2 separate regions of the Homo sapiens genome follow, and region 1 is linked to region 2. Evidence: chromatin loops called from intact Hi-C (ENCODE). Cell type or tissue: heart left ventricle. All regions are shown on one strand. Links, peaks and the distances in the headings refer to the core of each region. The heading gives the core; the rest is flanking DNA. Region 1 has its middle 55 kb from the start of LINC02606. Region 2 holds the start of LINC03153 (long intergenic non-protein coding RNA 3153).

Region 1 (5,366 bases), core at 221-5,220, 560 kb before region 2:
CTGGGAGGATGTGAGGAGGAGGAATGAAGTGCTGTTATGAAAAGGAAGTGATAGGCTGAGGTTCAAGAGGATTTCTGGGCCAAAAACCCATTGAGGAGAATAATGGTCTCCCAAGGGCCCTGGAAACACTCCATTGCTTGATATAGTCAACATTTTACAAGATCAAGTCTCAGGATCTGTTCTGTCGGGAGTGACCACCTCTTCCCCAACTTGGATGTTTCATCTCCAGGCTCTCTGCCTCTTTTACCCGTTTGTGTGGGTTTGCAGCCTCGGTCTTCTGGGCTGTGGACAGGGCTCTGGCCCTGAAACACAGGCTGGGAGGCGAGTTCAGTGAAGAGGACCAGCACGCCTGCCTTCTGCTCCTCCTAGGAGAGTCTCAAATAACAGATGGCGGAATAGCCAGAGAGCATCTTCATCCCGCCGGGGTCAAAGGAGGAAGGAGCAACCAGATGAGGTGGGAGGCTCTAGGAATACTAGGGGTAAGCAGTCAGTGGGCTTCTGGTCTCTGGTCCGAGCTGACACATATTTGAGCGGTTTCTCTTCTTCCTTTTTTTTTTCTGAGATGGAGTCTCACTCTGTCGCCCACGCTGGAGTGCAGTGGTGCGATCTCAACTCATTGCAACCTCTGCCTCCTGGGTTCAAGTGATTCTCCTGCCTCAGCCTCCTGAGTAGCTGGGATTACAGGCGCCCGCCACCATGCCCAGCTAATTTTTGTATTTTTGGTAGAGATGGGGTTTCACCATGTTGGCTAGGCTGGTTTTGAACTCCTGACCTCAGGTGATCCACCTGCCTTGGCCTCCCAATGTGCTGGGATTACAGGCGTGAACCACTGCGCCCGGCCCCATTTGACTGGTTTCTTTTGGGACAGTTTCTTTGACTTCTCTAATTCCTCTGTCCCATGGGGTCATGATGCCTCAACACTTCTGATTTGCCCTCATGTGTACCAGTTTCAGGCCAATGGCCTCCTTTATCTATTCAGCATTCGTAGTTGAAGCCAACCTTAAGAGTGGCTGAAAACATTCCAGATCATCTGGGGTTCATGGGAAAAGTTGGGGCTGGAGATATATGTCTGGGAGTTGTCACCACGTAGATGGCGTTAGAGCCCTGAGTTGGGGAGAGTTCACTTAGGATGTGAAGGTGGGTGGAGAAAACAAGACTCTGGCCTTGAGCTCTGCGCCAGCCAATCTTAGAGGCTGAGAGACTTGGAGGAGGAGGAAGAGGAAGAGGAGAAGGGAGTGGGATGGACAGAGGATCCCAACGAGCACTTACAGAGCATTTACCACGTTCCAAGCACTGGGAGAGGGAGCTGGAGGGCCCCACGCCTGGCCCTCCAGTAGCTTCCGGGCCATTGGAGGAGGCTGAGTAACAAACCGCCACCATCAGACTTGGCAACAAGTTCATTGAGGGGTTAGTTGCTGGGGCTTGGGCAGTAAAGAGAGGTGCATCAGAACCCTACAGGGTATCCAGAGAGGGCTCCCAGAGCCTGAGACACGGGAACTGAGTCTCAGAAAACAAGTGAGTGCTGGAAAGTGAGGGGCAAGGTGATCCCGAGAGCCCACAGGAGAGGCGCAAACTGAGAATTGCAGTTGTTAGATGGGGGTCCATGCAGAGGGGCAGGGGATCCCTGATTGGCAGAGCACTGGGAGCCTTCTGTTTGGGTTTGATCCCATGGGGCTGTGGCCACAAAATCAGGGGTTAGGGGTCAGCAAACTATAGCTTGCAGGCCAAATCCCTCCTGCTGCCTGTTTTTGTACAACTTGCAAGCAAAGGACGATTTTTACTTTTTTTTTGAGACAGGGTCTCACTCTGTTGCCAGGCTGGAGTGCAGTGGCGCGATCTTGATTCACTGCAACCTCTGCTTCTTGGGCTCCAGTGATCCTCCTGCCTCAGCCTCCTGAGTAGCTGGGACTATAGGCGCACACCACCATGCTGGGCTAAATTTTTGTATTTTTAGTAGAGATGGGGTTTTGCCATGTTGGCCAGGCTGGTCTTGAATTCTTGAGCTCAAGCAACCCTCTAGCCTCAGCCTCCCAAAGTGCTGGGATTACAGGTTAAGCCACTGCGCTCGGCCAAATTTATACTTTTCTTAATGGTTGGGAAAATAAATCAAAAGAAGAACAATAGTTCATGGCTGGGCGCAGTGGCTCCTGCCTGTAATCCCAGCACTTTGGGACGCCATGGCAGACAGATCACCTGAGGTCAGGAGTTTGATACCAGCCTGGCCAACATGGCAAAACCCCATCTCTACTAAAAATACAAAAATTAGCTGGGTGTGGTGGCACATGCCTGTAATCCCAGCTACTCGGGAGGCTGAGGCAGGAGAATCGCTTGAACCCAGGAGGCGGAGGTTGTAATGAGGCGAGATCACACCACTACAGCTTGGGCAACAGAGCAAGACTCCATCTCAAAAAAAAAAAAAAAAAAAAAAGAGGAGTAGTAGTTCATGACATCTGACAATGATATGAAAATCAAATTTCAGGCCAGGTTTGGTGGCTTACACCTGTAATCCCAGCATTTTGGAATGCCAAGGTGGGCAGATCACTTGAGGTCAGGAGTTCGAGACCAGCCTGGCCAACATGGTGAAAACTCGTCTCCACTAAAGATACAAAAATTAGCTGGACATGGTGGTGGGTGCTTGTAATTCCAGCTACGCAGGGGGCTGAGGCAGGAGAAAGAGAATTGTTTGAATCTGGGAGGCGGAGATCGCAGTGAGCTGAGATCATGCCACTGCTCTCTAGCCTGGATGACAGAGTGAGACTCTGTCTCAAAGAAAAGAAAAAAGAAAATCCAATTTCAGTGTCCATATATAAGGTTTGATTGGGACAAGGCTTCATCTGTTCAGAAGCTATAGGCAGTGTGTGCTCTCCAATGGCAGAGTGGAGGATTTGCACTGAGACTGGTGAACTGCAAAGCCTAAGCTTCTCACATCGAATCCTTTAGAGAAAAATTGTGGAGGCTTTGTGACATGGTATTTTAGACACCCAGTGGTATTTTAGACACCCAGTGGCAAACAGGACAGACAGAAATTGGGGCTCTTGTGGTTTCCATCCTGGAGGGGGATGCCTCTCTCCAGCATTGCCTCTTTCTGAGGGCAGAGACCACGTGGATGGGATCGGCTCCTGGTTCTAGGATTTCTCCTGTTCCTCTTCCCAGGAGTGGAGTCAGCTGTCACAGGGAGCCGGTGACCCTTAAGGCCAGGACCTGCCGGAGCCTCCCATGTCGCTGCTCGCTCTCCAGCCCTCTGGGAGAGGTGACGTGGGCCGTGTGGGGCCAGTGCAGGGCACCCTCTCTGGCATGGCGTTTATGACGTGGTTGTAACGGGCTCCAGGCCAGGAAAAAGATGTACCTGCTCCTACAAAAGCGAGCCCTTCTCATGAGTGCACTCTCTCTCCCTGGTGGAGTAGCAGTGGGAACATCTTTTACCCAGAGCTGAATGTTATTGTTTTGTTTTTCCTTCAGGGACGAACTGTTCACTCAAGGGCAGGCACCAAACCTTGTTTTCTGGGGAGGGGAGGCCACCTCCCATGGCTCCCCTGCAGGGACTCACATGGTCCTTGGAGCTCTCCCTTGAAGGCTGTGAACAAAGACAGAGCGGTCCAGCCCGGGAGTTCATAGCTCCCTTTGGAGCCCCTTGGCTCGGCCGGCCTCTGACTTCAGGGTTGCTTGGCTGAGCAGGGTGCTCCCAGTGTGCTCCTTGGTGTGAAGATATGCCTGTGTCACTTCCCGAGTGTCCCAGCAGCTGGCTCAGGCTTGGCCACCCTTGCTCAGCTGGAGAGCCCCTCCATCAGCAGAGGCAGCCTTGTCGGTGGCTAACAGCAGGGCCTGGAGCCTGAGTGCTGGGGTACAAATGTCGCTCTGCCACTTAGCAGCAGTGTGACCCGGGCAGGCTGCTTAACCTCTCTGTGCCCTTGTATCTATAAAATGTGGTAATACTAGTGCCTGCCTCGTAAAGCCTTTATGAGAATTAAGCGACTTAGCATCTGGAACATACTTAGAACAATGCCTGTGTGCAGGCCGAAGCAGACCTGTCTAGGACACTAACCCGCTGTGTTGACTTCTGATTATCACCAGTTCCAGGAACGCCTCTGAGATTTTTATTTTGTCTACTGCTCTTGCGTAAGAACATGTACTTTCGGTAAATCCTGCCTTTAGGTCAAAATAACCTTTTGAAAAAATATATTAAAAAAATATAAATAGAGACAGGGTCTCACTATATTGCCCAGGCTGGTCTTGAACTCCTAGTCTCAAATGATCTTCCCACCTCAGCCTCCCAAAGTGCTGGGATTACAGGTATGGGCCACCACACCCAGTCCCAGAACAACCTAGACCATAAGCCCTGCCCTTAGGCAGATTCACTTGGCATGCTTACCTTTCTCTACAATTGTCTTATATATTGCTTCCCTATTGGTGTATAAGCCCTGGGTCTGGGAGGGAATGGCGTAGGGATCCATCATCTTGCCTTGCAGCCGCCTGAAATGATGGCTTCTGTTCCTAAGTCCCTATTAAATTTCCCTTCCGAAGCTGGGTACGGTGGCTCATGCCTGTAATCCCAGCACTTTGGAAAGCCGAGGCAGGTAGATCATTTGAGGTCAGGAGTTTGGGACCAGCTTGGCCAACATGGTGAGACCCCATCTCTATTAAATATACAAAAATTAGCCAGGTGTGGTGGCAGGTGCCTGTAATCCCAGCTACTTGGAAGGCTGAGGCAAGAGAATCACTTGAACTCGGGAGGGGGAAGTTGCAGTGAGTTAAGATCGCGCCACTGCACTCCAGCATGGGTGACAGCGAGACTCTGTCTCGAAGACAGAGAAAAAAAGTTCCTTTCTGAGAAATGATATATCAGCCTCTTTGTTCCACCTCTCAGCTCCCTTGGACTTTGGGGGCAGGTTTGCACAGATTTGCACACTGCAAAACAATGGTGGCACAGAATGTTCCTACGCGTTTTTGTGACATAAATAAACAGAGGGAGGTCCTCAGAGGGACCCTGGCTCTCTCCTTCTCTCTGTTCCCAGAGCACTTTATGAATTTGCTCTTCTAGCACCTGGCCGTTTTGTTATAGGGTCCAGGGTGGGCACTGCCTGAAATATCTGTGCCCCGTCCATTACCTTGCAGAGCACCTGGCTCAGTGTAGGCTCTGGGTAAATGAATGAACGAATGAGACACCCCACCTTCCCCAAATTGGTAGAAAATGTTCCTGGAAAAATGAGTCCCTGTGAAGGAAACTTTGACCATAATTTCCAAAGGAATTTCAAAGCAGAGTCCATGTTTCCAGGGTTGACCAGCACGGCTGCTGGGTCTGGCTGGGAACTTGGAGGTTGGCCAAGTGAGCCCAAAGCGAGCGTGTGGCAGGGAGGGAAGAGCAGGTG
Region 2 (5,366 bases), core at 137-5,136:
TAGATAATAGATAATAGAAGAGGGGCACCATTCTCATCTGGCTACTTCAAGCTAAAGAGGGTCGCTGGTTAAGGGGAAAGGCCGGATGGTGGAGATTGGGTTTGGAGCGGTTGGTATCCTTGGAGCAGCATCATGTCTTGTATTGTTCCATGGGTGAATGCTCTGATACGGTTCTGTAAAAACTGGGTAGGGAGACATAAGAGGCAGGGGCCAAATGCTAAAAAGAAAGAAAGGGTTATAGCAGGACCTAGGAGGGGCAGAGGCCAGGGAGCCCAGGAGTTACTGAACCACTGAGGCCATGTGGATTGACTGTCCCTTAATTTTTGTGCTCGGTCTTTGAGTTTTTTGACCGCATCTCATACTAATCCAGATTGGCTGAGATAGAAACAACATTGTTCACCTAAAAAGACACAGAGACCGCCCTTTTCGGCTGTAAGAAGATCAAGGCCTCTGCGGTTCTGTAGGGTAACTGCTGCTAGAGAGCCTAATTGATTTTGGAGGTGAGTGAGAGAATCTGCAATCTCTTCTGATGATGCTTGAAAGTCTTTGGAGAGTGACTGAAAATATGATAATGAAGTTCCTAAGCTTCCAGCTCCTAGTCCAACACCTGCTGTGACCCTGAGGGCTGCTAATAAAGGAACAAATTGTATTGCCTTCTTTGAACAGGCATGGACTGTGGCGGGCATATGGAGTTCTTGGTCTGGGGGAACGAGATTAATATTGGGGGTAAGGTAAATTAAGGTGCAGGTACCTGTCCAGTTGGTAGGGAGACAGGAGTAGATCGTGGAGCCACAGAAGAAAAAGATGCCTGAGGTGTTGATACAAACAGACAAGTGAATTGAGAACAGATGCTGTAGCATGTACGTTCCTCATTTAGAGAGCCTAGGCTTGGCTTCGGCAACCCAGAGTGAGGAGGAGAGAGAGACCTCTTTGAGAACCCCTGTTTGGGGAAGGAGTTTCTATGTCTGAGAGGCCGGGGGAGAGGTGATGTGAAGGGGCTGAGTGAGGAGACCGTTGGCTTCAGGAAAGACTGAATAATCTACTCGGAGTGAGGTGTGGGAAGACGGGTGAAAGATGATTTGGGTTGAATTACAGGTGGAAGGAGGGACGGTGCCTATGTGTACGTGTCTATTGGAAGAAGTGATACATAAGGGGACTTGGCCAATTCTAGTGGTGTCGAGGGTTATGGGGCCTTGAATGGTAGGGTGAGGGAGCTTGGAGCAGTTGTAGTTGGCAGTACATGTGGAGAGGAGTTTGGTAGCTCTGTTAGCTAAGGTGGTAGGATAGTTTCCGGCGAGGGTGAGGGCTTTGTCTATAAAGGCAGAGACCCTCATTGTAGTAGTGAAGCTCTCTCAGTGAGGGAATACTGGGGTTGGACTGCAGGGGCAATGAGGAGGAGAGAAGCAGGGGCAGAAGAAAGGGAGGCTTCTTTTGCTGCTTCATCAGCCTTTCTGTTCCCTCTTGAAATGTTATCTGATCCTGTTTGGGGTCCTTGACAGTGTATAACTCCTGCTTGAGTTGGCAGGTGTACAGCCTGAAGGAGTTGGTAAATAAGGGGGCCGTTAGTGATGGGGTTCCCTTTGGCAGTAAGGAATCCCCTCTCTTGCCAGATGGTGGTGTGGGAATGAAGGATGTGATAGACATATTTGGAGTCTGTATAAATGTTGACTCATTTGCCTTTGGAAAGGGTTAGGGCTCTGGTGAAAGCTGTAAGTTCTGCTTTTTGGGAGGAGGTTCCTGGAGGTAGGGGCTTGGCTTCAATTACTCAGTCAAGAGAAACAACTGCGTATCCAGCAATTTTGGGGGAGCCAGTGGTCCCAGAAGAGGAGCCATCTATGAATAGCTGGTCATCAGGGTTGGTGAGAGTCTCAGAGGAAATGTTTGGGAAATGTGGCTGCAGGTGGTCTAGGATTTCAGTGCAAGAATGAGTAGGAGGGGAAGAGGATACAGGGAGTAAGGTATTCCCAGGAAGGATGCTGGGTTGAGGGTAGCACTCTTGGCAAGGCTGAATTCAGGATTTTTGATAAAGAGAGCATGGAGTGATTGAATCCGGGAAGGAGGAAGGGAGCTTAATGCTCGGGAGGTGAGGAGATCTTGTAGATTATGAGGATTGTGGATGGTGGTGTTTTGTCCGAATGTTAGTTTCCTGCTTTCTAGAGCTAGAATGGCTGCTGCTGCTAAAGCCCTAAGACAAGCAGGCCACCCTTTGATTGTGTTATCGAGTTGTTTAGAGAGGTAGGCTACAGGGGCAAAGGAAGGAGGATTTCTCTTCTGTTGCCCTAGTACACTGAGGGCTGTTCCTTGGTTCTCGGCAGTACAGACAGTGAAAGGTTGGGTGATATCAGGTAAGGACAGAGCCGGTGCAGTGAGAAGAGTGGTTTGGAGTTTGTGGAAATTGGGGAGTATGTTATATGAGGGGTTTAGGAGTTCATTGAGGGGGACTTTGGCTGCTTCATAGAGGGGGTGAGCCGGAAGGGCAAAGTTGGGAATCTGTATTCTAAAAAAGCCTGCCAGCCCTAGAAAGGAAAGGATTTCATCTTTGGAGGAAGGCGGGGGCAGATTGTTTATGAGTGCTGCTCAGGCTGGGTCATAGCCTGGGCCCCAGGAGAAAGTTGAACTCCTGAGCAAGTCACTTTGGGGATGGAGAGCTGAGCCCTGGAAGGGGAAACTCTATGCCCTTTGGCAGCGAGAAAGTTTAAAAGAGTGACTGTGTGAGTTTGAGAGTCTTTTAGAGAAGGGCTGCAAAGGAGAAGGTCATCCACATACTGAAGGAGACGGCTAGGAGAGAGGTCTAAGGAGGTGAGGTCCTGGGTGAAAGTTTGTCCGAAGAAATGAGGGCTATCCCTGAAGCCTTGAGGGAGGACAGTCCATGTGAGTTGTTGTGACTGGAGGATGTCAGGGTCAGTCCAGGTGAAAGCAAAGAGGTCTTGGGAATCCAGGTATAAAGGAATGGTGAAGAAGGCATCCTTGGCTGGGTGTAGTGGCTCACACCTGTAATCCCAGCACTTTGGGAGGCCGAGTCGTGTGGATCATGAGGTCAGGAGTTCAAGACCAGCCTGGCCAGGATGGTGAAAACCCATCTCTACTAAAAATACAAAATTTAGCCAGATGCTGTGGTGGGCACCTGTAGTCCCAGCTACTCAGGAGGCTGAAGCAGGAGAATCACTTGAACCCAGGAGGCAGAGGTTGCAGTGAACTGAGATCACACCACTGTACTCCAGCCTGGCGAAAGAGCAAGGCATCCTTTGGGTCAATAGCAGTGTAATGGGTTGTGTCAGAGGGATGAGAAAGAGAAGCGTATATGGGTTGGGGTCTATGGGATGAATAGGGAGGACAGCTTGATTGACGGCTCAGAGTTCCTGGACAAGTCAGTATGAGCCATCTGATTTTTTAACGGAGAATGGGGGTGTTATATGGGGAACGTGTTGGTCTAAGAAGACCACATGCATGGAGCTTGTTTATGATGGTCTGTAGGCCTCTTTGGTGAGTCAGAGAAATAGGGTACTGGGGGACATTGGGAAATTTGGAAGGGTCTTTGAGCCAAATTTTGATGGGGTCATGGTGAGTGGCTAAGGAAGGGGTGGTGGTGTCATACATAATTGGATCAACAAGGGAGGCGGGAAGTGGGTACTGGGGAGAGGGGTCAGGGGCTGAAGTAGCGCGAGAAGCAGGAGAGACTCCGGTGGAGGGAGACTGGAGGAAGTGATAGACGCTTTGAATTTGACTAAAAGATCTCGTCCTAAAATAGGGATTGGGCAGCAAGGCATGATAAGGAAAGAGTGTGAGAAGACAGTTTCAAACAGGGAACAGGTGAGAGGCCTGGTGACACGTGGACGAGAAATAAGTCCATCAACCCCTACAACTGAGACCTGGAAGGGATGAGTGGGTCCTGAAAATTCAGGCAAAGCCAAGTAGGTGGCCCTGGTATCAATTAAAAAAGAGATTGGCTTACCTGCCACTAGTAGAGTTACCCTGGGCTCTGATGCAGTGATGGCAGATGGGGCCGGGGGCCCTGGGCCTTGTCAATCTTTAGTGGCCAGGCCAAGGAGCTGCAAGAGTGCAAGCGGCTCTTCGCCCTTTGTGTTGCTGAAGAGGTGGAGGTCTGGAGGGACAGGTTTGTCTGACTGTTGAGGGGACAATCAGATTTCCAGTGACCTATCTGTTGACAAACCGGGCAAGGGCTCTTTGGTACTCGTGAATTAGGACATGCCCCCGCCCAGTGGCCTTCCTTGCTGCACTTGAAACAAGGCCTGCGAGGGATGCTGCTATCAGATCTTTTGTGCCCTTCGGTACTATGCCTAGGCTGACAGATAGCCGCTGCTAGAAGCTGGTATTTAGCACAATCTCTTTGGGCTTTATTTAATTTATTTTGCTCAACCCTGTTATAAAGACTTTGAAAGCCAGGTTAAGGAGGTCTTGCTGTGGGGTTTGAGGGCTATCCTCGACCTTTTTAAGTTTGCGCCAAATGTCTGGGGCTGATTGGGAAATAAAATGAGTATTGAGGACAATAGTCATTTTACAGGAGGTAGGATCAACACAGGTATATTTTTGGGGAACCTCTGTAAGGTGGGAAAGAAACTCAGCAGGGTTTTCATCTGCTCTTTGGGAAATTTCTTTGAGTTTTTTTAAAGTTTACAGCTTTGTGAGCAGCTTTGTTAAGGCCTACAATGAGGCAAGTAACCATATGGTTTCAGGACGCTCGGCTGGGGTCTGTGGGTTGCTATTCCCAGGAAGGCTCTTCCTGGGGGACTGCTGCAGCCCCTACTGGCTTAGTAGGATCTTCCTGATGGAGGTCATTGGCATGTGCCTGGGCCGAGAGCCACACTCTTTCCTTCTCTTCCAGAAAGAGGGTAGAGAAGAGAATAATATAGAGATCATGCTAAGTAAGTTTATAAGACTGGCTGAGATATTTAAATTCTTTGATGTAAGTATTGGGATCAGAGGAGAAGGACCCAAGATGCTTTTTGATTTGGGAAAGATCAGTAAGAGAGAAACGAACATGGACATGGACAATTCCTTCAGCTCTTGCGACCTCTCGGAGCGGGAGTAAGGAAGGGCATCCCGGGTCCGGGAGCAGGTAAGAAGTGGAGACAGGGAGGACTTACAGTCTGAAGCCAGGTGGTTTGAGAGAGGAGGAGAAGGGGACAGAGCTGGAGCAGGGGCATACGGTGGAGGGTCGGGGTGATGGGGAGGAGGATTAGGGCGCGGTTGGGGAATGGAAAAGTCAGCAGGGTCAAAAGAAGAGGAGTCGTCGGTTGGAGCTGATGGGAGGGAAGCAGAAGACGAGTCAGGCTTGGAGCAGGCAGGGAGGATTTGGAAGGTTGAACAGGACTGGCAAAGAGAAGGATGGCAACAGAGGGTGAAAA

The links. A loop is a pair of places that touch in the nucleus more often than their neighbours do. Peaks named below come from ENCODE experiments on the same cell type or tissue, not always from the same donor. Only the 100,000 strongest peaks of a DNase experiment are listed, where the experiment ranks them.
Region 1: it touches region 2 in a loop (4-fold over the local background); 5 of 110 quality-filtered maps call a loop at or near these places.

Annotation. Positions count from the first base shown.
Region 1 is chr1:9,481,268-9,486,633 of GRCh38, reverse strand. No RefSeq gene overlaps it. Among named protein-coding and RNA genes, the nearest start is that of LINC02606, 55 kb to the right of the region's middle. RefSeq lists a silencer at 3,598-3,798. In heart left ventricle, for the core only: no CTCF peak of the experiment used is centred there; DNase peaks (open chromatin) are centred at 3,233 and 3,673.
Region 2 is chr1:8,921,941-8,927,306 of GRCh38, reverse strand. LINC03153 (long intergenic non-protein coding RNA 3153) reads left to right here and starts at 433. Exons shown (of 4, transcript XR_002958531.2): 1 at 433-500. In heart left ventricle, for the core only: no CTCF peak of the experiment used is centred there; no DNase peak of the experiment used is centred there.